Linked DNA regions of Homo sapiens: region 2 is linked to region 1. The links are chromatin loops, found by intact Hi-C in ENCODE. Cell type or tissue: endothelial cell of umbilical vein. All regions are shown on one strand. Each heading gives the region's core, and the rest is flanking DNA. Links, peaks and the distances in the headings are about the cores only.

What was found. Hi-C counts contacts between places; a loop is a spot of excess contacts. Peaks named below come from ENCODE experiments on the same cell type or tissue, not always from the same donor. Only the 100,000 strongest peaks of a DNase experiment are listed, where the experiment ranks them.
Region 2: a loop joins it to region 1, with 19 times the contacts of the local background. A loop is called at or near these places in 14 of 110 quality-filtered maps.

What each region holds. Positions count from the first base shown.
Region 1 is chr4:17,545,658-17,553,414 of GRCh38, reverse strand. It overlaps the pseudogene NACAP5. Among named protein-coding and RNA genes, the nearest start is that of LAP3, 28 kb to the left of the region's middle. RefSeq lists an enhancer at 3,752-3,871. In endothelial cell of umbilical vein, for the core only: a CTCF peak has its summit at 4,143 (motif pointing left); a DNase peak (open chromatin) is centred at 4,104; H3K4me3 peaks cover 380 bases; H3K27ac peaks cover 398 bases.
Region 2 is chr4:18,363,301-18,371,996 of GRCh38, reverse strand. No RefSeq gene overlaps it. Among named protein-coding and RNA genes, the nearest start is that of LCORL, 350 kb to the right of the region's middle. RefSeq lists an enhancer at 4,657-4,716. In endothelial cell of umbilical vein, for the core only: a CTCF peak has its summit at 4,810 (motif pointing right); a DNase peak (open chromatin) is centred at 4,806.

The sequences.
Region 1 (7,757 bases), core at 1,057-6,056:
AATTCACTCCTTTTTGTTGCAGAGTATTATTCCACGGAATGGATGTATCACAGTTTTGTTTTGTTTTATTTTTCTGTCATTCACCTATTGAAGGACATTTTGGTTGCTTCCAGTTTTTGGTAATTCCCAATGAAGCTGCTATGAACATTTGTGTACAAGCTTTCATCTGGAAATAAGTTTTCATTTTTCTGGGATAAATGCCCAGGAGCATAAATGCTGGGTCATATGATGTACATTTAGTTTTTTTTGTTTTTTTTTTCTTTTCTTTTTTCTTTTATTTTTTATTTTTATTTTTTTGAGAGGGAGTCTTGCTCTGTCACCCGGGCTAGAGTGCAGTGGCTCAATCTCGGCTCACTGCAACATCCGCCTCCTGGCCTCAAGCAATTCTCCTGCCTCAGCCCCCTAAGTAACTGGGATTACAGGTGCACACCACCACACCTGGCTAATTTTTGTATTTTTAGGAGAGATGAGATTTCACCATGTTGGCCAGGCTGGTCTTGAACTCCTGACCTGAAGTGATCTGCCTGCCTGGGCCTCCCAAAGTGCTGAGATTACAGGTGTGAGCCATCGCGCCCAGCCCCATTTAGTTTTTAAAAAACAAACTGTTGCCTTCTTGCTGGCTGTCTTTCTGCCACCATCCTGGTCTCAAGTTCCCTGCACTAAATGCCTGGTGAAGCCACAGAAACCATTCTTGCTACAGAGCAGGAGTTGCCACAGCCCCAGGTGGAGACCGGGTCTGGAACAGAAGCTGACAGTGATAAATCAGTACCAGAGCTCGAGGAACAGGATTCCACAGAGATACCACACAAGCAGCCCAGCTGGCAGCAGCAGCTGAAATCAATGAGTGTCAATCAGTAAAGCAAAACAGAGTTAGAGTGAAAAGAAGGCACGTAAGGCTATGTCCAAACTCGGTCTTCCGTAGATAACAGGGGTTACTACAGTCACTACTGGAAATCTAAGAATATCTTCTTTGTCATCACAAAACCAGATGTCTACAAGAATCCTGCTTCGGATACCTATGTGTGTGTTTTTGGGGAAGCCAAGATCAAGGATTTATCTTAACAAGCATGGGTAGCACCTGCTAAGACACAGAGTGAGCTGTCTCAAACATTCAAGAAAACACACAGACTCCAACTATACAAGACGAGACTGGAGAGGAAAAGGTTGATGATACAGGTGTGGAAGTTAAGGACGTAGAATTGGTCATGTCACAAGCAAATGTATTGAGAGCAAAGGAAGTCCGAGCCTTGAAGAACAAGAGTAATCATATTGTAACTGCTATTACAGAATTAACAATGTGACCACCTGAAAATGACTGTTTTTGTGTGTTTCAAAAGAATAACTGCAACTTGGTTTGAAATTTGTACCTGTTTCTATCATAAATAAAATTATGGCTTCTTCTTGGAAAAATATTAGAATAAAATAAACATTCAAATTATGCAAAGTCCCACAGTCACTGCACTCCCAGCCCAGGCGATTATTAATGGCCAACCACTTGCCTTTTAAAGAATTTCTTGGCATTCTTCTGCTTCCACAATAAAGGAGACTAATCATCTTTTCTCTTATTTTCACCTCTGTCAGGTCTGGGATCTTCCTTTAATACTACCCTGGGCCAAGAGCAGTGGCTCACACCTGTAATCCCAGCATTTTGGGAAATAGAGGCAGTAGTATCACTTGAGCCCAGGACTTGGAGACCAGCCTGGATAACATAGTGAGACTCCTGTCTCTACAAAAACTACAAAAATTAGCCGAGTGTGGTGGCACAAGCCCATAGTTGAGGCTGCAGTGAGCGGCGGTGGCACCACTGTACTCCAGCCTGGGTGACAGAGTGAGATTCTGTCTCAAAATTAAAAAGAGAATAATCTGGTGTCCCTGAAATGTAAGTGACTGTCCTGAGAAATCCTGATGCCTTTTTTTATTTTTAAACTGCAGAGGTCCTTTGTGAATGAGAACTCTTGTTTTCTTTTCTTTTCTTTCTTTCTCTCTTTTTTTTTTTTTTTTTTTTTTTTTTGAGATGGAGTCTTGCCCTGTCACCATGGTGGAGTGCAGTGGTGTGATCTTGGCTCACTGCAACCTCCAACTCTCTGGTTCAAGCAATTCTCCTGCCTCAGCCTCCCGAGTAGCTGTGATTACAGGCATGTGCCACCACGCCCGGCTAATTTTTGTGTTTTTAGTAGAGACGGGGTTTCACTATGTTGGCCAGGATAGTTTCCATCTCCTGACCTCGTGATCTGCCCACCTTGGCCTCCCAAAGTGCTGGGATTATAGGTGTGAGCCACTGCGCCTGGACTGTTTTCTTGTTTAGCAGTTTGCTCATCTACATATACTTTCAGAGACAAACTGTTCTCAGTATTGAGGATTACAATAAACTCCTTTCTCTAATAAAAGAACACTGACTGAAAAAAAACCCAAACGTATCATTACAGTTATCAATACGTCAAATGTATGCTTGCCACGATTTTTCATATGACAAAGTAATTTTTCTTTTTTGGTAAAATAATTTAATTCTAATTTGGTCTTCACTATTGGGGTTGAATTTAAGTTCTTAACCATTCTGGTCCTTATATTTTCTTTTTTTTTGTTTTTACATCCCCATGAACACCAAGGAAGCTCTGTATATTTTCTGTGGCAACACCTGCAAACTTGTTTACCTCAGCAGTTTGCAAATGCCAACTCTAAACCATCAACTGGGTAACTCCAAACACACACACCACACACACACTCCTCTCTCGCTCGCTCTCTCTCTCTTTCTGGAGTCTAGCTTCCTTCTTTCCTCTCCTCCCTCTCCAAAGAGATTCTGATTTAGTTTTAAAACGCTCACCAGGTAATTCTGACCATCAGCCAGGTTTGGAAACTATTGAGATAATTCCTCACATCTGTGTCGGTCTATCTACCCATCCTGCTTTCCTTATTCCAGAAGAGATTTAAGGTGTTGACTTAATTAAATACAGTAATTTGGGAAACCATTTAAGAAAATAAAATATAAACAGTGGTTTCATCTTTATCTTCTTTCTCATAATTTTGTATTTTTTTAAGTTTTCTGATATATATTATTACAGTGATAATCTTTAAAAAGAATGAAACTTTATAGATATAAAATTGAGTTTGGGCAGGGTGTGGTGGCTCCCGCTTCTAATCCCAGCATTTTGAGAGGCCAAAGAAGGCGGATCACTTTAGCTCAGGAGCTCAAGACCAGCCTGTACAACATGGCAAAACCCCATCTCTACAAAAAATACAAAAATTAGTCAGGTGTGGTGGCGCACGCCTGCAGTCCCAGAGACTCGAGAGGCTAAGGTGGGAGGATTGCTTGAGCCCGGGAAGTGGAGGTTGCAGTGAACTGAGATCGCACCACTGCATTCCACCCTGGGTGAGAAGTGAGACCCTGTCTCACAAAAAAAAAAAAAAAAAAAAAAAAAAAAAAAGGCCAGTCACTTGTTAGAGTTGCTGGGCCTATGTATTATACTATTTTATCCTTGATGAGTTATTAATCAAGTATAGTAATTTGATTTTTACAACCCTGCGCTGACACAGAGGACCAGAGAGAAAACCTTTATGGCTGTGACGTTACAGGTTACTGGTAGGATGTAAGACCTCTAAAATTCTTTTTTTTTTGACAGAGTCTCGCTCTGTCGCCCAGGCTGGAGTGTAGTGGCGAGATCTCGGCGCACTGCAAGCTCCGCCTCCCGGGTTCACGCCATTCTCCTGCCTCAGCCTCCCGAGTAGCTGGGACTACAGGCGCCCGCCATCACGCCCGGCTAATTTTTTGTATTTTTGATACAGACGGGGTTTCACCGTGTTAGCCAGGATGGTCTCGATCTCCTGACCTCGTGATCCGCCCGCCTCGGCCTCCCAAAGTGCTGGGATTACAGGCGTGAGCCACTGCGCCCAGTCAAGACCTCTAAAGTTCTAACAGTTTTTGTTTCCTAGGGTCCTGCAACACCCCGCTGAGAAATAACCCTCGTTATACTTAGCAACGTTATCTAAAATATTAAAAGGTATTTCCTTACTCAATTGGAACTTGAAACTGGAAGCATAGTGGAATCACAGAGTGACTCTGAGCTGAAAGAATCATTCAAGATTCCTTGATCCAACCGGCAGCCCCACGCCCGCTGAGACATGATGAGTTTATGGTCAATCGATTGCTTCCCCCTAGTGGCAAACGGTGGTCATACCACTTTCATTTTTAGACATGTTTAACCTTAGAATCATAGTTTAGAAATTATTTTGCACCATGGATTGCTTTGATATGATTATTAAAACATATACGGTGTGATAGTATTATATAGTATCCATGGTAAAACTATTAGCTAATGCATTTAACAATCACAGCAACAATACCTAAGGCAGTCAAAGCTCATTACTTCTCTAGTTTCTTTCTGATTCACTTATGAAACAATTTATCCCTGATTTATAATATTCCTCCTAAGTCTTAAAGAAAATGCACATAGTTGTGTAGTTATAAATAAGCTCTGTTCAGAGCAGACCACATTATAAGCCAGTATGATTAAGATTCCAGAAATGGCAAATTGCCACCAAATAATTATAGCCTTTGGTAACAAACAGAACAAAACAAAAAAGAAAACAATGACACTTTTAACTACCAGATCCAGGATTTGATAAAATGATCATGCCCAGAACGAGCTTTGTCATTTTGTGGCAAATTGTTCTTAAAGCCTCAACTGAACTCAACAAAGCTTTAAAATCATCTTTTGATTTTAAAAGTGGCGTCCCAGAAAAGCTTATATATAATTATATATATATATATATTTTTTTTTTTTTAATGCTGCCTTATTCAGTTTTCAGGAAATTTTTACATGTATGGTATTATTATCATTTGCCCCTTCAACTACTCTCCTTGGTAGACAGGAAAGGTATTAGTATACCTTTTTTTTTTTGAGATGGAGTGCAGTCACACAATCTCGGCTCACTGCAACCTCCGCCTCCTGGGTTCACATGACTCTCCTGCCTCAGCTTCCCCACTAGCTGGGATTATAGGCATGCACCACCACCCCTGGCTAGTTTTTATATTTTTACTGGAGATGGGGTTTCCCCATGTTGACCAGGCTGGCCTCAAACTCCTGCCCTCAAGTGATCCACCCATCTCGGCCTCCCAAAGTGTTGGTATTACAAGCGTGAGCCACCACGCCCCGCCAATATACCTTTTTTACAGTTGAAGAAACTGAGGCTCAGAGATATCACAGAGCAATAGGGTCCCAGAAATGGGACAAAAATCATGGTTGTTTCACTCTTCTTGAAACGCTTCAGACTTTTACATCCAACTGTCTGCTACGCATTTTTACTGGGATGTCTCATCCACAGGCCCTGAGATCCACCTCATCCCTGGATCCCGTTACAGGTAGTGACACTGCCTTCTACTCAGTCGTCAAACAAGAGGTCTGGGAGACCTCCCCGATCCTTTCTTCTCTATCCTCTCTTGCAACTGATGTCTTGCTGATTTTCCTGACCCTCCTCCACTTCGTATTGTACCCTTGTATTAGAGTGCTAGGGCTGCCACAGACTGGGTGGCTTCAACAACAGAAATTTATTTTCTCATAATTTTGGAGCTAGAAGTCCAAGATCAAAATGTTAGAAAGGTTGGTTTCTTCTGAGGACTCTCTCCTTGGCTTGTAGATGGCTGTTGTGTCAGTCTATTTTACGTTGCTATTAAAGAATACCTGAGGCTGGGTAATTTATAAATAAAAGAGGTTTATTTTCGCTCACAATTCTGCAGACAGAATGCTGCAGAATCTTATACTATGCTTCTGTATAAGAAGCATAGTAGGACAGGGGTGGTGGCTCACACCTGTAATCCCAGCACTTTGGGAGGCCAAGATGGGTGGATCACTTGAGGTCCAGAATTCCAGACCAGCCTGGTCAATGTGGGGAAACTACATCTCTACTAAAAATACAAAAATTAGCTGAGTGTGGTGGCACACACCTGTGATCCCAGCTACTTGGGAGGCTGAGGCAGGAGAATCACTTGAACCTTGGAGGCAGAGGCTGCAGTTAGCTGAGATTGTGCCACTGCATTCCAGCCTGGGCAACAGCACCAGATTCCATCTCAAAAAAAAAAGAAAAAGAAAAAGAAAAAAAAAGCATAGTGCTTGCCTCTGCTTCTGGTGAGGCCTCAGAAAGCTTGTTTTTTGTTTGTTTGTTTGTTTGTTTATGTGAGACAGAGTCTTGCTCTGTCGCTAGGCTGGAGTGCAGTGGCGTGATCTCAGCTCACTGCAACCTCTGCCTCCCGGGTTCAAGCGATTCCCCTGCCTCAGCCTCCCGGGTAGCTGGGATTACAGGCATGCATCACTACACCTGGCTAATTTTTTGTATTTTAGTAAAGACAGGGTTTCACCATGTTAGCCAAGATGGTCTCGATCTCCTGATCTCGTGATCCTCCCACCTTGGCCTCCCAAAGTGCTGGGATTACAGGCTTGAGTCAACGCGCCCGACCTGGAAGTTTTTACTCGTGGTGGAAGGCAGAGTGGGAGCAGGCCTGTCACATGGTGAGAGAGAAAGCAAGGGGGGAGGAGGAGCTGCCAGGCTCTCTTAAACAACTAGCTCTCCTGTGAACTAATAGAGCGAGAATTCACTTGTTACCACGGGGATGGCCCAAGCTATTCTTGAGAGATCTACTCTCATGAGGGATCTGCCCTGTGGTAGCGAGCCTGTAATCCCAGCTGCTGGGGAGGCTGAGGCATGGGAATCTCTTGAACCCGGGAGGCGGAGCTTGCAGTGAGCCGAGAACACGCCACCGCACTCCAGCCTGGGCAACAGAGCGAGACTCCGTCTCACAAAATAAATAAAAGCCCTGTCTCCAAATATGTCACATTGTGAGGTACCCGGGGTCAAGACTTCAACATAAGTTGGGGGGGCGGTGCAGGGCATAACCCTGCCCATGACAGCCCTGGTTCATTTCTGAACTGGTTGAAGGCTGCCTCCCTCTGCCCTTGACGCCGCACCACCTTCCTGCCTGGATCCTCTGCTCCCATGTGCTGTCCACATGCTGCTCGAGGACTCCTTCTAATGCGCCACCTATCCTGCTTCTCAGCCCTCAGTGAAGCCCAGTTCCTTCACAGGACGCAGGAATCCTTCTCGAACCTGGCCCTACCTTTCTCGCCTGCCTGTGTTCCTTCCATACTTCTTGTCTTGCGCTTGTCCCAGTGGGTGCTGAACTGCTGTGACCTGGCTGTGCTGTTTCCTGCCTCGATACCTCTGCTTCTATTTATGCCCTCACCCTGAGTTTTTTGCCTTTGCCTGCCTACCCCTTATTCATTCTTCAAAATTGACAGTGAGAGGGAGACTTTTGTGGTTCCTTGAATTCCATCCCAGCTCTGGCTTCTGGACCAGAGAGACTTGCGTGCACGCACAGAACCCAGCGCAGGCAGACGGCATGTGGACAGATCACAGGTGAGCAGATCGCAGTAGGCATTACCTCGGGAACAGTCTGTTAAGGACATGCTGATCACTGCACCAAAGAACTGTCCCCGTACCCCAGGGGGTGTCAGCTGTCTAGGCCAGGTGGCCTGTAGGAGCCACCTCCCTTCATCAGGCAGGCAAAGCTACTGTCTGGTTTTATTATGTCTCTCTTAATACAGAGGCAATTCAATTTCTTCCCACTTTTGGCTGGCTATATAGAGATACATATATATTTTATATGTTTATATACATTTAACAGATTCATACCTGTGAGGCTGATACAAATTTATGAAGATATTAATTTATACCTACCCCCTGACTTTCCCCATTCAAGCTAGCTGCAG
Region 2 (8,696 bases), core at 2,163-7,162, 820 kb before region 1:
CAGTGCTATGTTGAGTAGGATTGGTGAAAGTGGGCATCCCTGTTTTATTCCAGTTCTCAAGGGAAAGGCTTCCAGTCTTGCCCATATAGCATGATGTTAGCTGTGGGTGTGCCATAGATGGCTCTTATCATTTTGAGGTATGTTCCCTCAATGCCTAGTTTCTTGAGGGTTTTACCTTGAAGCGATGTTGGATTTTATTGAAAGCTTTTTCCATATCTGTTGAGATAGTCTTGTGGTTTTTGTTTTTAATTCTCTTTACATAGTGAATCACATTTATTGATTTGTATATGTTGAACCAACCTTGCATCCAAGAAATCAAACCTACTTTACTATGGTGAATTAACCATAGTTAATCATGTGCTGTCAGATGCAGTTTGCTACTACTTTGTTGAGGATTTTTTGCATCTATGTTCCTCAGGGATATTGGCCTGTAATTTTCTATTTTAACTGTGCCTTTGCCAAGTTTTGGTATCAGGATGATAACAGCTATATCTAAAGGTATGTAAGATTATGGTAGACTTATTGAATGTTAACATTTCAGTATTTCAAATCTGAGTAAATCCTCTGTCACATTTTGCAGTTTGTGTATATCAGATGTGGAAGAAAATTTATTACAAATTCAAATTGCACAAGAACTTTATGGACATTCTCATATTCTGATTCATAGACAGGGAGTCCTGGAACCACTAGCAGTGTCCAAGACTACTATGTCTTCTAGGATTATGAGACTGCAGCTCCTTAACATACATACTTAACATACATCAGGAGCTGGATTTTAGCCCAAATGGCAGGCAAGAGACAAACGATACTCTCCTAGAATCCACAGAAGAGAAATGAACAGAACACAGAGCCTATGCAGAAACCAGCTTCATAGAATGAGTTAGGTAGGATGCCCTCCTCCTCAGTTTTTTAGAATAGTTTCAGTAGAATTGGTACCAGCTCTTCTTTGTATGTTAGGTGGAATCCAGCTGTGAATTCGTCAGGTCTGTGGCTTTTTTTTGTTGTTGTTGTTGTTGTTAGGTTTTTTATTACTGTTTCCATTTCAGAACTCATTATTGGTCTCTTGCGGGTTTTGATTTCTTTCTAATTCAATCTTGGGAGATTATGTGTTTCTAGGAATTTATCTATTTCTTTCAGATTTTCTAGTTTGTGTGCACAGAGATGTTCATAATAGTCTCTAGGATTATTTTTATATTTCTGTGGGATCAGTTGTAATGTCACGTTTGTCATTTCTAATTGGATCTTCTCTCTTTTTTTCATTGTTACTCTAGCTAGCAGTCTACTGATCTTGTTTATCCTTTCAAAAAAGCAGGTTTTGGTTTCTTTGATCCTTTGTATTCAGTTTGGGGGTCTCAATTCTGTTCAGCTTTGCTCTGATTTTAGCTATTTCTTTCCTTCTACCAGCTTTGCGGTTGGCTCATTATTTTTTAGTTTCTCTAGGTATGATGTTAGATCATTAATTCAAGATCTTTCTAAGTTTTTTAGGTAGGCATTTACTGATACAAACTTTCCTCTTAACACTGCTTTTGCTGCAGCTAAGAGACTTTGGTATGTTTTGTCGCTGTCGCCTTTTATTTCAAAGAATTTGTTGATGCCTTCTTTAATTTCATTGTTTACCCAAAGTCATTGAGAAGCAAGTTGTTTAATTTCCACGTAATTGTGTGTTTTTGAGAAATCTTCTTGGTATTAATTTCTGTTTTTATTTCACTGTGGTTTAAGAGTATGGTTGGTATGATTTCAAATTTTTTTTAATTTATTGAAACTTGCTTTCTGGCAAACCATGTGATGATCTTGAAGTATGTTCCATATGCAGATGCAAAGAAAGTATGATCTGTGGTTGATGGGTGGAGGGTTCTGTAGATGCCTGTGAGATCCAACTAGTCAAGTGTCAAATTTAAGTCCAGAATTTACTTGCTAGTTTTCTGCCTGAATGATCTAATGTGTCAGTGGTGTGCTGTAGTCCCTGACTATTATTCTGTGGTTGTCTAAGTCTTTTGTAGATAGATAACTACTTGTTTTACGAATCTGGTTGCTCCAACATTGGGTGTGTGTATACATATATATATGTACATATCTGTGTGTGTATATATATGTGTGTGTATATACACATGTATACACATATATACACGTATATGTGTATATATGTGTGTATATATGTGTATATATACGCATATGTGTATATATACGTATATACATATATACGCACACATATATACACATATATACGTATATATACACATACGTATATATAGATATATACATATATACGTGTATATATACGTATACATATATACGTATATATAGATATATACGTATATACGTGTATATATGTATACATATACACATATATATACACGTATATACGTATATATACGTGTATAAATACACGTATATATACATATAAGTGTACATATGTGTATACACATATATACATATATACATATATACACATATATATGCACATATATACACATACATATATACATATATACACCTATATATACATATATACATATATGTGTGTATATATACACACATATATGTATATATACACATATATACGTATATGTGTGTATATATACGTATATAGACATATATACACATATATACATATATACACATATACATATATATGCACATATATACACACATATATACATATACACACATATACGTATATACATATATGTGTATATACGTATATATGTGTGTATATATACAGTATATATACACATATACACATACGTATGTGTACACATATACACATACGTATGTGTACACATATACACATACGTATGTGTACACATATACACATACGTATGTGTACACATATACACATACGTATGTGTACACATATACACATACAGATATACATATATACACATATATACACATACAGATATACATATATACACATATATACACATATTATACACCTATATATGTGTATATACGTATATATATACACACCTATATAGGTGTATATATATACGCATATATACATAGAGCATATGCAGAACAGAACACAGAGCATATGCAGAAACCAGCTTCATAGAATGAGTTAGGTAGGATGCCCTCCTCCTCAATTTTTTATGTGTGTGTGTGTGTGTGTGTGTGTGTGTGTGTATATATGTGTGTGTGTGTGTGTGTGTATATACATGTAGGATAGTTAAGTCTTCCTGTTGAATTGAACCTTTTATCATTATGCAATGCCCTTCTTTGCCCTTTTTTTAATGTTGTTTGTTTAAAATCTGTTTTATTTGACATGAGAATAGTGACCCCTGCTCTTTATTCTTTTCTGTTTTCTTGTTAGAGCTTTCTCTGATCCTTTGCTTTGAGCCTATGGATGTGGTTACATGCTGATACATGTGAGATGGGTCTCTTAAAGACAGCAGATGGATAACTTGTTTTTTATCCAACTTGCAACTCTGTTCCTTTTAAGTGAGGTGTTTAGGCCATTTACATTCAAAATTAATATTGATATGTGAGGTTTTAATAATATCATGAAGTTGATAGCTATTTGCTTTGCAGTTTCTATTATGTGGTTGCTTTATAAGGTCTGTGGGCTATGTAGTGCTTAAGTATGTTTTTGTGGTAGCAAGTATAGTTCTTTCATTTCCATGTTTGGAACTCCTTCAAGGATTTCTTGTAAGGCTGGTCTAGTGGTAAAGAATTTCCTTAGTGCTTGCTTTCCTGGAAAATATTTTATTTCTCCTCCATTTACGAAGCTTAGTTTGGTGGGATATGAAATTCTTAGAATTTCTTTTCTTTATGAATGCTGAAAATAGGCCCCTAGCCTCTCCTGGCTTGTAAGGTTTCTGCTGAGAATTCTTCTGTTAGCCTGATGTACTTTCCACTGTTATGTGATCTGACCTTCTTCTCTAGCTGCCTTTAAGATATGTTTCTTTAGCAATGACCTTGGAGAGTCTGTTCTGGTGGTGTTTGTTCTGTACGGTGTCTCTCTGGTGTTGTCTGGATTTCTCGTATCTGGATATCTACCTCTCTAGAAGATTAATGTTTGGTTTTTATTAGTTCCTCAAATATGTTTTTCATATTGTTTACTTTTTATCTCTCAGGAATGCCAATATCCTGTAGGTTTGGTCACTTTACATAATCCCATATTTCTCGAAGATTTTGTTTTCTTTTCAAATTCTTTTTTCTCTATTTTTGTCTGACTCAGTACGTTCAAAAGACTGGTCTTCGAGCTCTGAAATTCTTTCTTCTGCTTGGTCCAGTATATGGATAAAGCTTTCAAATGTATTTTGAAATTCCTCAAGTGAGTTTTTCGGTTTTAGAAACTATGATTGATTTCTTTCTAAGATGTTCATCACTTCCTTCATTTCCTGGATTGCTTTAAAGGTTTCCTTTTCTTGATTTTCAACCTTGTCTTGGATCTCACTGAGCTTCCTTGAAATCCATTCTTTGCTTTATTTATCTGTCACTTCTGGGTTTCCATTATGTTTAGGGACCATTGCTGGAGAGCTAATGTGATCCTTTGTTGCTGTAACTACATTCAGATTTTTCATGGTGCCAGAACTCTTGTGCTGGTTCCTTCTCATGTGGAGACACTGGCACATCTAATTTTTATATTGTTTTCATGCAGGTAGAATTTTTGTTTCTTTCCCCATAATATTATTTTTTTGTTCTTCTTTCTTTTTACCTTTTCTCATCTCTCTAGGGAGTGTGACTGTAGAGAATGCTAGGTATGCTCTTTTGGCTTTTCTTCTCTAGCCCTATGCACTTCTGTCGGACAGTTTTATTATATATTGGGCTGTGCAGTTTAACCTACAAGCCAGTAGATGGCACTTATGGGTAAGAGCAGGCTGCAGCCATGTATGTATGTATGTATGTATGTATGTATGTATGTATGTGTGTGTGTGTGTGTGTGTGTGTGTGTGTGTATATATGATCCTTGTTTTCTGGGAGAAGTTCTCTGTTGCTTCAGACAATGCTGATTCATAGAGTGCACAATGGTCCAAACTCCCTGCTTAGCCTTGGAGAGTGGGAGCCACAATGAGCAAGACAGGATCGGGCAGGTCTGAGTACCAGTCCCCTGATGGCAGACACAAGCACTAGTGCTGAAGGAGAATCCAGTGGATGGCCACCAAGCACCCAGAGGTGTGCCTAAGCATGGAGCTGGAAAACCAACTTTGTGCCAGAATTGTTGTGCTGTTTTATTCTCATCTGAAGATTTTGGCACTTCTAAGTCTTGTAATTGTTTCATGCAGGTAGAATTTGTTCTTTTTATTTCTTTATCTGGCATGAGACTGGGAAACCTCCTTGGCCTGAAGTTCTCTACGTGGGGATGGGGGTGGCCTAAACTCCTAATTCAAGAAAGTGGGTCATCCAGATGCCTGGGCATAGAGTAGAATGGGCCCTCCTGCATCAGGATCTCTGCACAGGAAGGATAGGGCAGCTCAGTCTGCTGATCTAGGTGAGCTGGTGCTCCAAATGCCTGGGAATCTGCCTGGGGGTGGAGAGGGTCTCACTGGACCATGAGCTATGTCCAGGAACGGTGGGATGGCTCAGGCTGCTGAAACAGAAGTGTGCATGGTCTGAATGCCTGGAGGTCTACCCAGGCATAAGGGAGAGAGGGCCTCCCTGTATCAGGATCTTTTTATCATCGAGACTCCATCATGGAGCCTGTTTGCCCACATTCTTCTCCCTGGAATCTAGCGTACCCTCATGACTCCAGTGGATTCCTGTTTTCTTTCTTGAATTAAAGCTCACAGAGTTTATCTTTGTGCACTATCTTGCTATTTCCAAGTGGCTGAGGCATGCTGAAAGCCTCTAATTCAGCACCTTGGGGATAAAACCTTCTAGATTATCTTAAAATGTAAATTGGAAACTCTAGGGTAACCATTACAATAATTTCTTAAAAAAGCATAATCAATTGCTGAGAAAGAAGATACAACCAAATTATATAAAATACTCAGTTAAAACAAGATGAAACAGAAATGGTGGGGGAAATGGAAATGGTGTTCAAGGAACACTTAGAAACAAGAACAACCAAACATGGAATATAAAAATCCACCTAATCCATCAAACTTTTAAATAAAGGGTTTAAATATATTAATTAAAAGACAGATTGCCAAAATGGTTTTAAAAAACAATATCCACTCTAAGAGATGTATGAGGAAACCATTTTAAATAAAAAGACTCAGATAGATTAAAAAAAAGAGAGAGAAAGTCATACTATGCTAACAAAAATCAGAAGAAAGCTTGAGTAGCTATATTAACTTCAGACAAAGTAGACATCAAAACAAGGAATATTATCAGAGACAAAGAGAGGCCTTACATAATGATAAAGAAATCAATTATCTGAAAACAACATTACATTTCTAAAAGTGTTTGCACCTAACAGCACAGTGTCAAAACAAAAGAGGTAAAAATTGATAGAATTGAAAAGAGAAAGAGACAAATCTAATATTATGGTTAGAAATTTCAACATCTCTCTTGTAGTAGTTGATAGATCAAGCAGGCAGAAAGTCAGCAAGAAATTAGTTAGAATGGCACTATCAATCAACTTGATCTAATTGGCATTTACATTTATAGAATGTTTCATCCAATGACAACAAAATGGATATTGTTCCCATATATAATATTCACCAGAAGACCACAACCTAGTCCAAAACTACACCTTAACATCTTCAAAAAAAAATGGAAGTCATACCAGAAATAAAATATGTTTTTAGACAACAGAAAAATTAAAATTGAAACCTACAATAGAAAGAAAGCTGAAAAATCCCCAAATATTTAGAAATTAAACAACATGCTTCTAAATAACCCAAAGGTCAAAGAATAAATCACAGTGAAATTAGAAAACATTTTCAACTGAATAAAAATAAAAATATAACAAATCAAAATTTATCAGAAACAACTAGAACAGTACTGGAAGGAATCATTATAACATTAAACATGTATATTAGAAAAGAAGAATGATTTAAAATCAATGCCATAAATTTCTACCTTAGGAAACTAGATAAAAAAGAGCAATTAAAGCCTAAAGAAAAAAGAAGAAAATAAATAATAAAAAAATTGAAATACTTACATGCAAATCTAACCAAATATGGACAGAAATTTTATGCAGATATCTATAAAACAATGATCAAAGAAATATGAGAATATCTAAATTAATGGAGAGATAATCCATGCTTGTGCATTGGAAGAATAAATGCATTTGAAATGTTATTTCTTCCCAATTTGATCTATTGATTCATAATAATCCCATCAAAAATCCAAAAAGCTCTTTTTAAAAATATTGACAAGCTTATTCTAAAGTTTATAGAGAAAGGGAAAAAAATCTGGAATAGCCAACACAATACTAAAGAAGAACAGAGTTGGAGGATTCCCATTACTCTACTTCAAGACTCAATATAAGACTACAATAATCAAGACAATGTGACATGAGTAAAAGGATAAATACATATATCATTGGAAAATAATAGATACATATATTGGAAAATAATAGATACATATATCATTGGAAAAGAACCTGGGAAAGAACATAAACAAATATAATCAACTGATCTTTAACAAAGGAACACAGGCAATTTGGTAAAAAAATAAAAACAAAAAAATAAAAAAGTATAGGATAGTCTTTTCAACAAACGGTGCTTGAAAAGTTGGACATTCATATGCAAAAAGAAAGTACTAGACACAGACCTTACATGTTTCAGAAAATTTAACTCAAAATAGATTATAAACCTAAATGTAAAATTAGAATTATAAAATTTCCAGAGGAAAATCTAGGTGAACTTAGGTTTAGTGATTATGTTATAGACACAACATCAAAATCACAATTCATGAAAGAAAAAGAAATTGGACTTAATTAAAATTTAACATTTCTGATATGCAAAATATACTGTAAGAGAATAAAAAGATAAGCAACAGATTGGGGAAAAAATTGGAAAACTCATATCTGATAAAGGACATCTATCCAAAATATACAAAGCACACTTAAAACTCAACATTAAGTAAACAACCTGATTAAATAATGGGTCACAGACCTTAACAAACATCTCATGAAAGATAAACAAATGGCAAGTAAGCTTATGAAAAGATGCTCCAAATTATATGTCATCAAGAATTGTTAATTAAACAATAATGAGATACTATTATATGCATATTAGAATGGCAAAAGTTCATAGAACTGACAATGCTAATTACTGATTAGGATGTAGAACAACAGGAACTTTCATTCATTGTTGATGGGAATGAAAAATAGTGCAGCCACTTTGGAAGACAGTTTAGCAGTTTCTTGCAAAACTGAGTTTTCTACAAAGTCTTATCATCTGTATTAGACCGTTTCACACTGCTGGTAAAGATATACTGGAGACCGGGCCATTTACAAAAGAGGTTTAATGGACTCACAGTTCCACATGGCTGGGGAGACCTCACAATCATGTGAAGGGCAAATCTCATATGGTGGCAGACAAGAGAAGAGAACTTGTGCCGGGAAGCTCCCCTTTATAAAACCATCAGATTTCATGAGACTTATTCGCTATCATGAGAACAGCACAGGAAAGACCTGCCACCATGATTCAATTACCTCCCACTGGGTCCCTCCCATGACACGTGGGAATCGTAGGAGCCACAGTTCAAGATGAGATTTGGGTAGGGACACAGCCAAACCATATCACCATCCATCCAGCAATCATGCTTCTAAATATTTACCCAAATAAGTTGAAAGACTA